Linked DNA regions of Homo sapiens: regions 1 and 2 are each linked to region 3. The links are chromatin contacts, found by Hi-C in ENCODE. All regions are on one chromosome and are shown on one strand. Each heading gives the region's core, a stretch centred on a gene start or an enhancer-like site at or near the end of the contact. The rest is flanking DNA. Distances are from core to core; before and after follow the strand shown. Region 1 holds the start of TXNDC16 (thioredoxin domain containing 16). Region 2 holds the start of ERO1A (endoplasmic reticulum oxidoreductase 1 alpha). Region 3 holds the start of EXOC5 (exocyst complex component 5).

Region 1 (3,109 bases), core at 1-2,500, 4.7 Mb before region 3:
GGGCAAAGCATATGACAAAGGCCAGCCTGGACAATATAGTGAAACCTCGTCTCTACCAAAAAAAAAAAAAAAATCAGCCGGGCATGGTGGCTCCAGTGCCTGTAGTCCCAGCTACTTGGGAGGCTGAGGTGGGAGGACTGCTTGTGCCCAGGAGGTGGAGGTTTGTAGTGAACTGTCACTACAGCCTGGGCGACAGAGCGAGACCCTGCATGAAAAAAAGGAAAAAAAAAAAAAAAAGCATAGGACAAAGGATGGTGAGGTAAGAAAAGCTGGGTCTTTGTTGCTCCAATAAACGTAGCAATGTCTTTCACAAGGATACTGAATTCGTAATGTGCTGTGTATTCTAAAGAAAACAAATTATTTCCTTTTAATTTTGCACTACTTGCTAATCTTATTTCCAAATAGGAAAAAAAAAAGTCAACAACTATGTGCCGGCCCAATATACGTTAGTCGATCTGATTATTCCTCGGTTCTTCACAGCAGTAACACAGCATGTATTTTCTCTCTCAGGCCCAGGAATAGCGCCACCATCTACCATACACAGGTCCAAGGCTTCGATACATGTGGAATTTAAACAGTACAGAATATTCTACTTCCTCTCCAGGCAATCATCATACTTACAAGTCTGTTTCTGCCTTTTTCCCAAAACTTAAGCCCAGAGCATCTTCCCAAATTCTACGTTTGAAAGAACCAGCTTCCCCCTGCTCACAGATCGCTTCAACATCCATCTGATACTACTACTACTCTTCCTTAAGAGACATTTCCCTTGGCCTTGGGAGGAAAGGGTCTTTCACTTAAGAGCTCCGATTCTCCCCGTCGCCCCTTTCCATCCCCTCGACCCACAAAGGGCTCCGGTGTTTCCCGCCGTTCATGCAGCGAAAAGAGAAAGCAAAATGCCCTCAGGAGGCTCCAGGTGAGGCCCTTCGGTGCCCCAGAGACGGGTGTCTTAAGTCAGACTCCGGAGCTGTGCAGTGCAGCCCTGGCTACAGAAAGCTGCTTCGTCTGAATCCCCGGGTCTGCAGGCAGAGCCCACAGCCTGAAGGGCCAGCGCTGTCACCTACCTGCCCGGGACCTGCGGGCGGGGACCTGGGCCGTTCCCGAGGCCGCGCGGCCAACAGTTCCCGCCGCCACGCGACGGAGGAGGAGGCAGAAGACGGGGCCGTGCCAGACTAGCCGGGTAGCCTGGAACCACTTCGCCAACCTGCAAAGGCGTAGCACTTCTCCCTCCCAGCCTGCAGCCGCCACCGACTCGGCGGAGTCGGCCTCCTGGGAAAAAACAACCTGCGAAGCTCCTCCTTCTCCTCGTGCTCCCTACGCGAGGCACTCTCTAACCAATGGGAAACGTGGTGGGCGGAGCGAGAGTGACAGACGATTACAGAGTCCTCCCGCCGGCGCGAACGGGCGGTGCAGTAGCAGGGCCAATCAGCAGCGTGGGTGGGAAGTACAGGGGCGGGAGAAAGTAGGGAAATTACGCGCCCAATCAGATCTCGGGGCCCTCGAGCGACGGGTCCTGCGGCCCGTGGCCTTCCGAGCGCGGCGCTCAGGGGGCGTGCCTGCCTGGGCCAATCGGCGCGAGCCCACAGTGCGGAGCGAGCGCCTCAAATGCTCGGGTTTCTCAGCTGATTGTCTCCAGCCGAGAGTTGTTTTTTGCAGCTACGGAGCCGAGCCGCAGCAGGAGGAGCCGAGACCCCCGGGGGGTGGGGGGAAAGAGGAGGCGGGGTCCGGGGGAGCCGCGGCTGCTTTGCGCTGGACTCCGGGTCCCGTCACGGCGCTTCCTGGGGTTAGAGGCTGGGGTGGGTGGGGGGTAAGGGGGCAGTCCTTCTCCCCTTCGACGGCGGCTCCGAGTCCAGCCCCTTCCTTCCCGCGCTCGCTCGCCCGGCCCCCAGCCCCCTCATGAGGGTGTCCGTGCCGGGTCCGGCGGCCGCTGCCGCCCCCGCAGCCGGCCGCGAGCCCTCCACGCCCGGCGGGGGCAGCGGAGGCGGAGGCGCCGTCGCTGCAGCCTCAGGCGCCGCGGTGCCGGGCTCCGTGCAGTTGGCGCTGAGCGTCCTGCACGCCCTGCTCTACGCCGCGCTGTTCGCCTTTGCCTACCTGCAGCTGTGGCGGCTGCTCCTGTACCGCGAGCGGCGGCTGAGTTACCAGAGCCTCTGCCTCTTCCTCTGTCTCCTGTGGGCAGCGCTCAGGACCACCCTCTTCTCCGCCGCCTTCTCGCTCAGCGGCTCCCTGCCCTTGCTCCGGCCGCCCGCTCACCTGCACTTCTTCCCCCACTGGCTGCTCTACTGCTTCCCCTCCTGTCTCCAGTTCTCCACGCTCTGTCTCCTCAACCTCTACCTGGCGGAGGTAAGGCGGGAGGGCCGGCATGCGGGGCCCGGGCGGGTGCGCGGGGCCGCCGGGATCAACTCCCGCTGAGGACCAGCGGGGGCGGGGGGTGGGCAGCGAGAGGCGGACTGGAAACCAGCCTGGGGAAACTGAGGCACACCTGGAGTGTGAGCCAGTGTTTTCGCCTTAAACTTAAGTGGCTGATTGGCTTGATTACTGAGGGGTTCGGGCTAGGGGGTGAGTGAGTGAGTGTGTGTGTCTGACAACTTAAAACAGCAACGGAACGAACCCTTTGTTCGGTGTTCTGGCCCTCCGAGGTAAGGCGTTGGTGGCACCAACAAAGTGGCATCGCAAGAAGTAGCAGCCCCGGTGGCTCTGCCGAAGCCGGACTGTGTTGAGGGAGGTTGGATGCTGAGGTAGCAGCAGCTCTGCTGAAGCTGGACTGCTGCCAGCCATTACGTCACCAGGCAGAGCTGTTCCTCTGCTATTGTTGCTGCGTTTCTTTTATTAGAAGCTTATATTCCCTCCTGCATCTCCTTTCCTGTGGCTCGATAAGCCTCACATAAATTTCGTTCGATAGTTCCCCAGCAGGGTTGATGATCAATAACCAATGCTGAGGATCAGGATAAGGACCTCCATAAAGCCCTTAATGTTTGCCCCAGTTGCTTCGTGCTTTAGCGGTTTATCCTACCTCCTATTAGCATAGTCTTTTTTGGAGCTAATTAAGAGAAAAAAATACTAGCTTAACCTGTGCCTATTGCAGAAACAAAACCACCAAACTGTTTTTGCAATA
Region 2 (3,199 bases), core at 559-3,058, 4.6 Mb before region 3:
AGCCTCCCAAAGTGCTGGGATTACAGGCTGGAGCCACCACACCCAGCCCAATTTACTATTTTTCAAGGTTGAGTCTGAAAAGAAACACAGATAGCCACTCTCGTTCTAAAAGAAAAAGAAAGGGGTTTAACAGAATTTTATGTTAGGGAAGTATTTGAATATGAGGGTATTGTGAAAGAGGAAAAGTTTAATCACTAGTTAGAAGAAAAAGAAAATAAATGCAAAGAATTTAAAGTTCTATTTTAAGCAGAACTCCAAAAAGGTTATTAAGGAAAAAAAAAGTAAAAGTTGAAGAGTTCAACATGTACTTTTATTCCAGTATCCAAATCTCCAGAATGTAGCTGAAAATGTTACATTGGACATCTTCTTTCCGTAAAGAATATTTTATTTTAAAGTCACTTATTTCTATCTTATTTTTTAAATGTTTAATCTCGGTGTTGCGTTATATTTCTAATCAGAAGAAAAATGACCCTTTTCCTTTTAAGTACTTGATTGTGTGTCCTTTGTAATGATTGAAGGTAAAGGACTTTTCAATGTCTCAGTTGTAAAGTAGCAATTTTCTTTCAACTTCCCTTAGTTTCCTAGATAACACTCACCTCAACTCCCAAATCACTCAGCAAAACAACAAAATCCAAGAATGTAAAGTAGTGAAAGAGAAACCTTTCATAATATTTAAATGCATCTTTCCTTTGACATGGTATCATGCCCCTAAACACATAAAATGGTATTTCTGATAATAAATTAATAGCAAAATCCACTTAGGAATAACATGGATGCCTAACCCTTAATTTTGTATAAAACGTAATTTTTATCAACAGAGTCAACCAAAAAGTGGCTTTGACAAGAGTAATCACATTGAAATACTAGATACTGAAGATAATGGAAAACTGTAAGTTTCTCTCAATTTTTTGCTCAAGAAACCACATCTCTTACAGAAGGAAATGATCATAATCCGCTTGTAATTAAACTTGTGCACTGAAGAATAAGGACCTTCCTCCCAATTCGTACCAGCTTAACGGGTGTCACGATAAGAGAATCTCATTACATTCGAGAAAAAGAGCACACAGGACCAGAAACCAGAGGGCAACTGCAGTCCCAAAGACATCAGGTAGTTGGGCTTACACACAGAAAAACCGCAAGCAGCCATTCTTCCGCCTAACATCGAAATCTGAGATCAGCCCACAAACGTCTTAGCCAGAAAGGCTGGCGAAATGCACGCAGCACAGGTACTGGGTACACAAGTTCCTGGTCAAGAGAGAAGTGAGAAAGATCCAGGTTCTGTGAAAATAGCAAATACTGGCAGGGCATTATACACTGTGCACACTCTCCCCGGGCAGATAAGACCAACAAAGATGCATAAACCCACTCAACCGCGTGCACCCAACCCCTCTCCTGGTCCGAGGCACCGGAGGGCGCGGCGACGTCCAGGCTGCCGTGGAGGCCCGGTCCACGCCAAGCCAGACTCAGTCCCGGCCACCGGGCAGCAGCACCGGAGTCTCATTCCCGGTGGGAAGAGATGCAAGGACGCACCCCCAGCCGCTCACCCGCCAGGGCGTGCGGGACAGTGCACGCCGCGGAGGGCGCCGGGACCCTCAGCACCAACGCGCACATCGCTCACCTGGCAGAAGCACCTCTGTGCCGCTGTCTCCGGGGGCTGCTCCTCTCCGTGGCCCGAGCTGAGCAGCCACACGGCGCCCAGGAGGCCAAACAAGAATCCCCAGCCGCGGCCCATTGCAGCTCCGGCAGCTTGTCGCCCCACGCTTGGGAGGCCAGTCCGCACGCTCGGTCGCGGGCCGTGCGCCCTCAGATGAAGCCCGTGCGGGCCGGCCCCAGCGGCGCCCCACCTCCGGGCCGCCTCCCAGGCCCGCCTCGGCCCTCCTGCCTCTCAGCGATCGCCACCTCGCGACCCAGCCTGTGGACGTGCCGCGGCGCCCGCGCCGGCAGCCCGGGGCCTCGGACCGGTTCCTTCCCGCCGCGTGAGGCTGACGCACCGACCAGCTTCCCGGCTCGGCCCCGCCCGGTCCGCTGCGCCCGCGCCCGTCCCCGCCCCCGGCTCCCTGACGCCCCCGGCCTGGAGACGCAACCCGACGCGCACAACCCCAGACCCTGCGCGGGAGTCGGGGGTCCTTCCAGTTCCCAGAGCGAGAGCGAAAGCCGGAGGGGCCTGTGTTTTCCTGCGGGGTTGGGGGGCGGGGGGTGCCCGCCCCGCGCCGCCCCGCCCAGCCCCAGCCCGCTCACTCCCGGCCAATCCTTCCGTATCTCAATGCGAGACAATCAAATCGTACGAATTACGTGTCCACCGTGTTCCCGGCGGAGTCTTAAAGCTGAAAGGGATATTAGAGAGCATCTAGACCAGGGCAGCATATGTCATTTATATTTTTAGTAGCCACAGCAAAAGAGTAAAAATAACAGGTACATTTTATTTTTAAAATATTTTTATTTAACCCCGAATGTGCAAAATATTATTTCAAAATATAACCAACATTAAATTTATTCATAAGATATTTGACTTTTTTTGTCTTTGAAATCCAGTGTGTATTCGATGCGAACTAGACCCATTTCATAGTCAAATGTGGCTGGCTAGTGCCCACTGTATTAGACAGCGAGGGTGGAAGCCACCCGCTCATATCATAGGAAGAAACAGGCCTAGAGAAGTGAGGTAAGGTGAGCAAGGATTGGAGGTCCTCTGATACCCAGTCCTGGTCTTTTAACATTCAGAGTTGGGACTAGTCTATCCGCTTTTTTTTTTTCCAGACAGGGTCTCCCTGGGTCACCCAGGCTGGCCTGCAATGATGCGATCGCAGCTCACTGCAACCTCGAACTCCTGGGCTCAAGCGATCCTCCCACCTAAGCCTCCTGAGTAGCATGAACTACAGGCGTGCGCCACCACGCCTGGCTAATTTTATTTTTAGTAGAAACGAGGTTTCACCATGTTGCCCAGGCTGGTCTCAAACTCCTCAAGAGCGATTCTCCCGCCTCAGCCTCCCAAAGTGCTGGGATTACTTTTTTTTTTTTTTTCGAGGCGGAGTCTCGCTCTGTCGCCCAGGCTGGAGTGCAGTGGCGTCATCTTGGCTTACTGCAATCTCTGCCTCCCAGGTTCAAGAGATTCTCCTGCCTGAGCTTCCCCAGTAGCTGGGATTACAGGCGTAAGCCACCACACACTCGGCTAATTTTTGTATTTTCAGTAGAGAAGGGGTTT
Region 3 (2,998 bases), core at 469-2,968:
AATAAACAGATGGCACAATTTTGGAATTACAGAAATTAATGTAGCATATCTCCCAACACTTAAGTGAGAAAATACAATATCTCTGAAGTCTTTCTTGTAATTACAATCCTTCATTCACAAATTACTGTCTTATTACAACTTATTATAACAATAACATATATTACTCCTCTCAAAAAAAGCATTATCTATCCAAAAGCTGACTGATATGCAAAATATAGTAACAATAACAAATGTAAATTTCCATTTGTTATTAAAACTGTGGCATTCAAATTGTAAGCCACAAAAACTGCTGAATCTTACGCAGAAAAAGGATACCATTTTCACTTATGGAGAAGTTCCCTATTGTGGATTACAGTCTTCTCAATTATTACACTTTTGTTACTCAATGTGAAACACAAGCACACACACAAAAAAGGGGTCTTTCTTTCCTTTTTCTTATCCGTTTTCATTTCTTTCACACAAGGAGATGCTTTATACGTGTCATTGTTTTGTAGCCTAATTAGAGTTTTCCTATTCTATTATCTCAAACTTTTATCACAGCTTCTTACAACGGACTTCACGAAATTAAATTTTAAGGTTTAGATACTGTAAACGCTCGAGGAAAGACATTAGTATTCTCACTATTACATATTAAGGATTCTCTAGCTTGCAGTTAGGTGATTTTATAATACATGTAAATGCATATAATACACTTAAGGTGCATTATATACATGAAACGAAGTGTTCGTTTTATTTTATAAACTTTTTTTATTTTATAATACACGTAAATGCCTCGAGTGTATTATTATGTATTACATGAAATAAAGTGTTCACTTGAATTTTGCCTCCCTTCAGTCTATCTCTCTTCAGTCGAAAGAGATAAGTAGGCCTTTATTGTCCAAAAAAAAAAAAATTGTCCCAGCCTTTTCAAATGTCAGGTTAAACTGGCAGTCCTATGAATGCCACCTGCAACCTTACTAATGGAATAATTACTCAAAACGAGAAGCCCCCAAGAGTCCCGATCTCAAGTGGCTTCCTCCTATTATTCCCGCGAGGACCCCAGCGACAAGACTCGCCCAACCTGAGGCTCCTGGCTCTCTTTCCTCGTCCTGAGTCAGCCCTTCCCACTACTCATCCGGAGTAGACATCTTCCAACACCCGAACCTTCCAGACTTTCCCTCTTGCCCCCACAAACAAAAGCAACCCTCCTCCCTTGGGACACCCGGCTTCCCCTCTCTGCCGACCGGCCGCCCAGCCCACCTCGGCCCCAAGCACCCCTCCCCCATTTCACGCTCCGCCCGCGCTGACACGGAGCTGCCACCCCAACCCTTCTGTTTCGCACCTCTCTCCCGAGGGCTCCTCCTGGGCAGCCAGCAAACGCCCGCTCCTCGGCCCGCCCACCCAGCTGCCTGCAAACCCCGGGCCTGCCACTCCCTGTAGAGCCGCCGGGGCCCACCTCGAAGAGCTCGGCCGTGGTAGCCATCCCGGCCGGCTGAGAGGCTCGCCCCCCACTGGATGCCGTCTCCGCTTCACATGCTGCGCCTCAGAGGCGCGGCGCACAGGTCTCCGCTCGGCTCGCCAGCTCCGGCTCCGGGCCGCTGCGGGCTCCCCAGCTCCCCACAGATCCCAGGAGGGGCGGGAGAGCGGCCATGAAGCGAAGCCGCAAACGCTTGTCAGCTGCCTCCCGGCGCCGCCCGCGCTGCTCCCATTGTCACCGCCTCATACGCCGGAAGTGGAACTGCGCGCGCCAGGGAGGTTGTCGGGAGGGGCCGGCGAATAAAACGAGCGGCGAAAGAACCGAAAAAAGGCTCGACGCTACCGTGTATGAGGAACTTTGATCCTTGCGGGCCACCATTCCGGAAGTAGAATTTAGAGGAAGAAAATACCGGAGTTGCAGGGTATAGGTAAATTTCTCAAGGTTATAGGTTGGGGTTCTTAGAACTTTTTGTGGTGTGTGTTGGCCTAGAGCGACTCAGAAGCGTTAGTGACTTCACCTAAAAAAGCTAACCTCTCTGCTGAGCGCGACCGGTATGCGGCGCAGGATGAGCCTCAGGGCTTCTGTTAAGAGTCTGTCTGAGAAAGCCGGTCTGCGCTGTTCCTCGGTGGCGACCTTAATTATGAGATGAGCTAATGCTTTACTGACTTAACCATGGCGCAGCGGGCAGTGTGGCTCATAAGCCACGAACCGGGAACTCCACTTTGTGGCACCGTGAGATTCTCCAGGTAAATGCAAATCTGAATCCTCAGGGATGATGGATCAGAAGATCGATGAAGTAGCATAGTTTTGTGGTGCTTCGTGGCCCAGGTTTGCCACGAATAGCTGCGTGACCTTGGGCTAGCCAGTTAACAGACCTCTGTTTCGTCTGTTAAATGGAGATTTTAATAGTCCTACCTTACAGTGTTGTGAGAATTGAGTTGATGACTGGTACATATTATTTACGGTATATGTTTTCTATTAGTATTGTGTTTTAAAATGACCTCCGTCTGCTTAGAATTAAAATGGAGATGACTAAGGGAACGGTAGAAAATTTACTGAGCACTAAACATTTTCAGATTTTTCAACATGCATTGACAAAATCGTTCCAGAACATTTTAACTTATTCTACTGAAAAATCCATGCTAAGTTATATCAGACTTTTATTTTTTTGTTTTTATTTTTTTGAGACGGAGTCTCGCTCTGTTCCCCAGGCTAGAGTGCAGTGGTGCGATCTCCGCTCACTGCAAGCTCCGCCTCCCGGGTTCATGCCGTTCTCCTGCCTCAGCCTCCCGAGTAGCTGGGACTACAGGCACCCGCCACCACGCCCGGCTAATTTTTTGTATTTTTGGTAGAGAGGGGGTTTCACCGTGTTAGCCAGGATAGTCTTGATCTCCTGACCTCGTGATCCGCCCGCCTTGGCTCTCAAAGTGCTGGGATTACAGGCAGGAGCCACCGCGCCCCGCCCAGGCTTTTATTTTTATCTTGTTAATATGTGTCAATGGTAGAAATCATCAGTTTACAGTTCCTAATTGTTGAAGAAAA

The links. Hi-C counts contacts between places; a loop is a spot of excess contacts on that map. Pooled maps may share reads with other maps.
Region 1: a map of naive thymus-derived CD4-positive, alpha-beta T cell shows a loop between it and region 3 (24-fold over the local background). The contact joins the promoter of TXNDC16 here to the promoter of EXOC5 in region 3. A Hi-C loop is called at or near these places in 1 of 168 maps with a recorded cell type or tissue (naive thymus-derived CD4-positive, alpha-beta T cell), 1 of 37 single-sample maps with no recorded cell type and 9 of 50 pooled maps.
Region 2: a loop to region 3 is called in a pooled map, with 6 times the contacts of the local background. The contact joins the promoter of ERO1A here to the promoter of EXOC5 in region 3. A Hi-C loop is called at or near these places in 7 of 50 pooled maps.

The regions. Positions count from the first base shown.
Region 1 is chr14:52,551,255-52,554,363 of GRCh38, forward strand. TXNDC16 (thioredoxin domain containing 16) reads right to left here and starts at 1,251. Exons shown (of 21, transcript NM_020784.3): 1 at 1,062-1,251. It overlaps GPR137C (G protein-coupled receptor 137C), which reads left to right and starts at 1,582. Exons shown (of 7, transcript NM_001099652.2): 1 at 1,582-2,337. The coding sequence starts at 1,894. RefSeq lists silencers at 1,772-1,841, 1,852-2,051.
Region 2 is chr14:52,693,750-52,696,948 of GRCh38, forward strand. ERO1A (endoplasmic reticulum oxidoreductase 1 alpha) reads right to left here and starts at 1,809. Exons shown (of 16, transcript NM_014584.3): 1 at 1,619-1,809. The coding sequence starts at 1,732. RefSeq lists enhancers at 1,334-1,835, 1,441-1,490 and a silencer at 1,741-2,280.
Region 3 is chr14:57,267,187-57,270,184 of GRCh38, forward strand. EXOC5 (exocyst complex component 5) reads right to left here and starts at 1,719. Exons shown (of 18, transcript NM_006544.4): 1 at 1,436-1,719. The coding sequence starts at 1,462. It overlaps AP5M1 (adaptor related protein complex 5 subunit mu 1), which reads left to right and starts at 1,785. Exons shown (of 8, transcript NM_018229.4): 1 at 1,785-2,202. The coding sequence starts at 2,129. RefSeq lists a silencer at 1,150-1,209 and enhancers at 1,519-2,102, 1,750-1,949.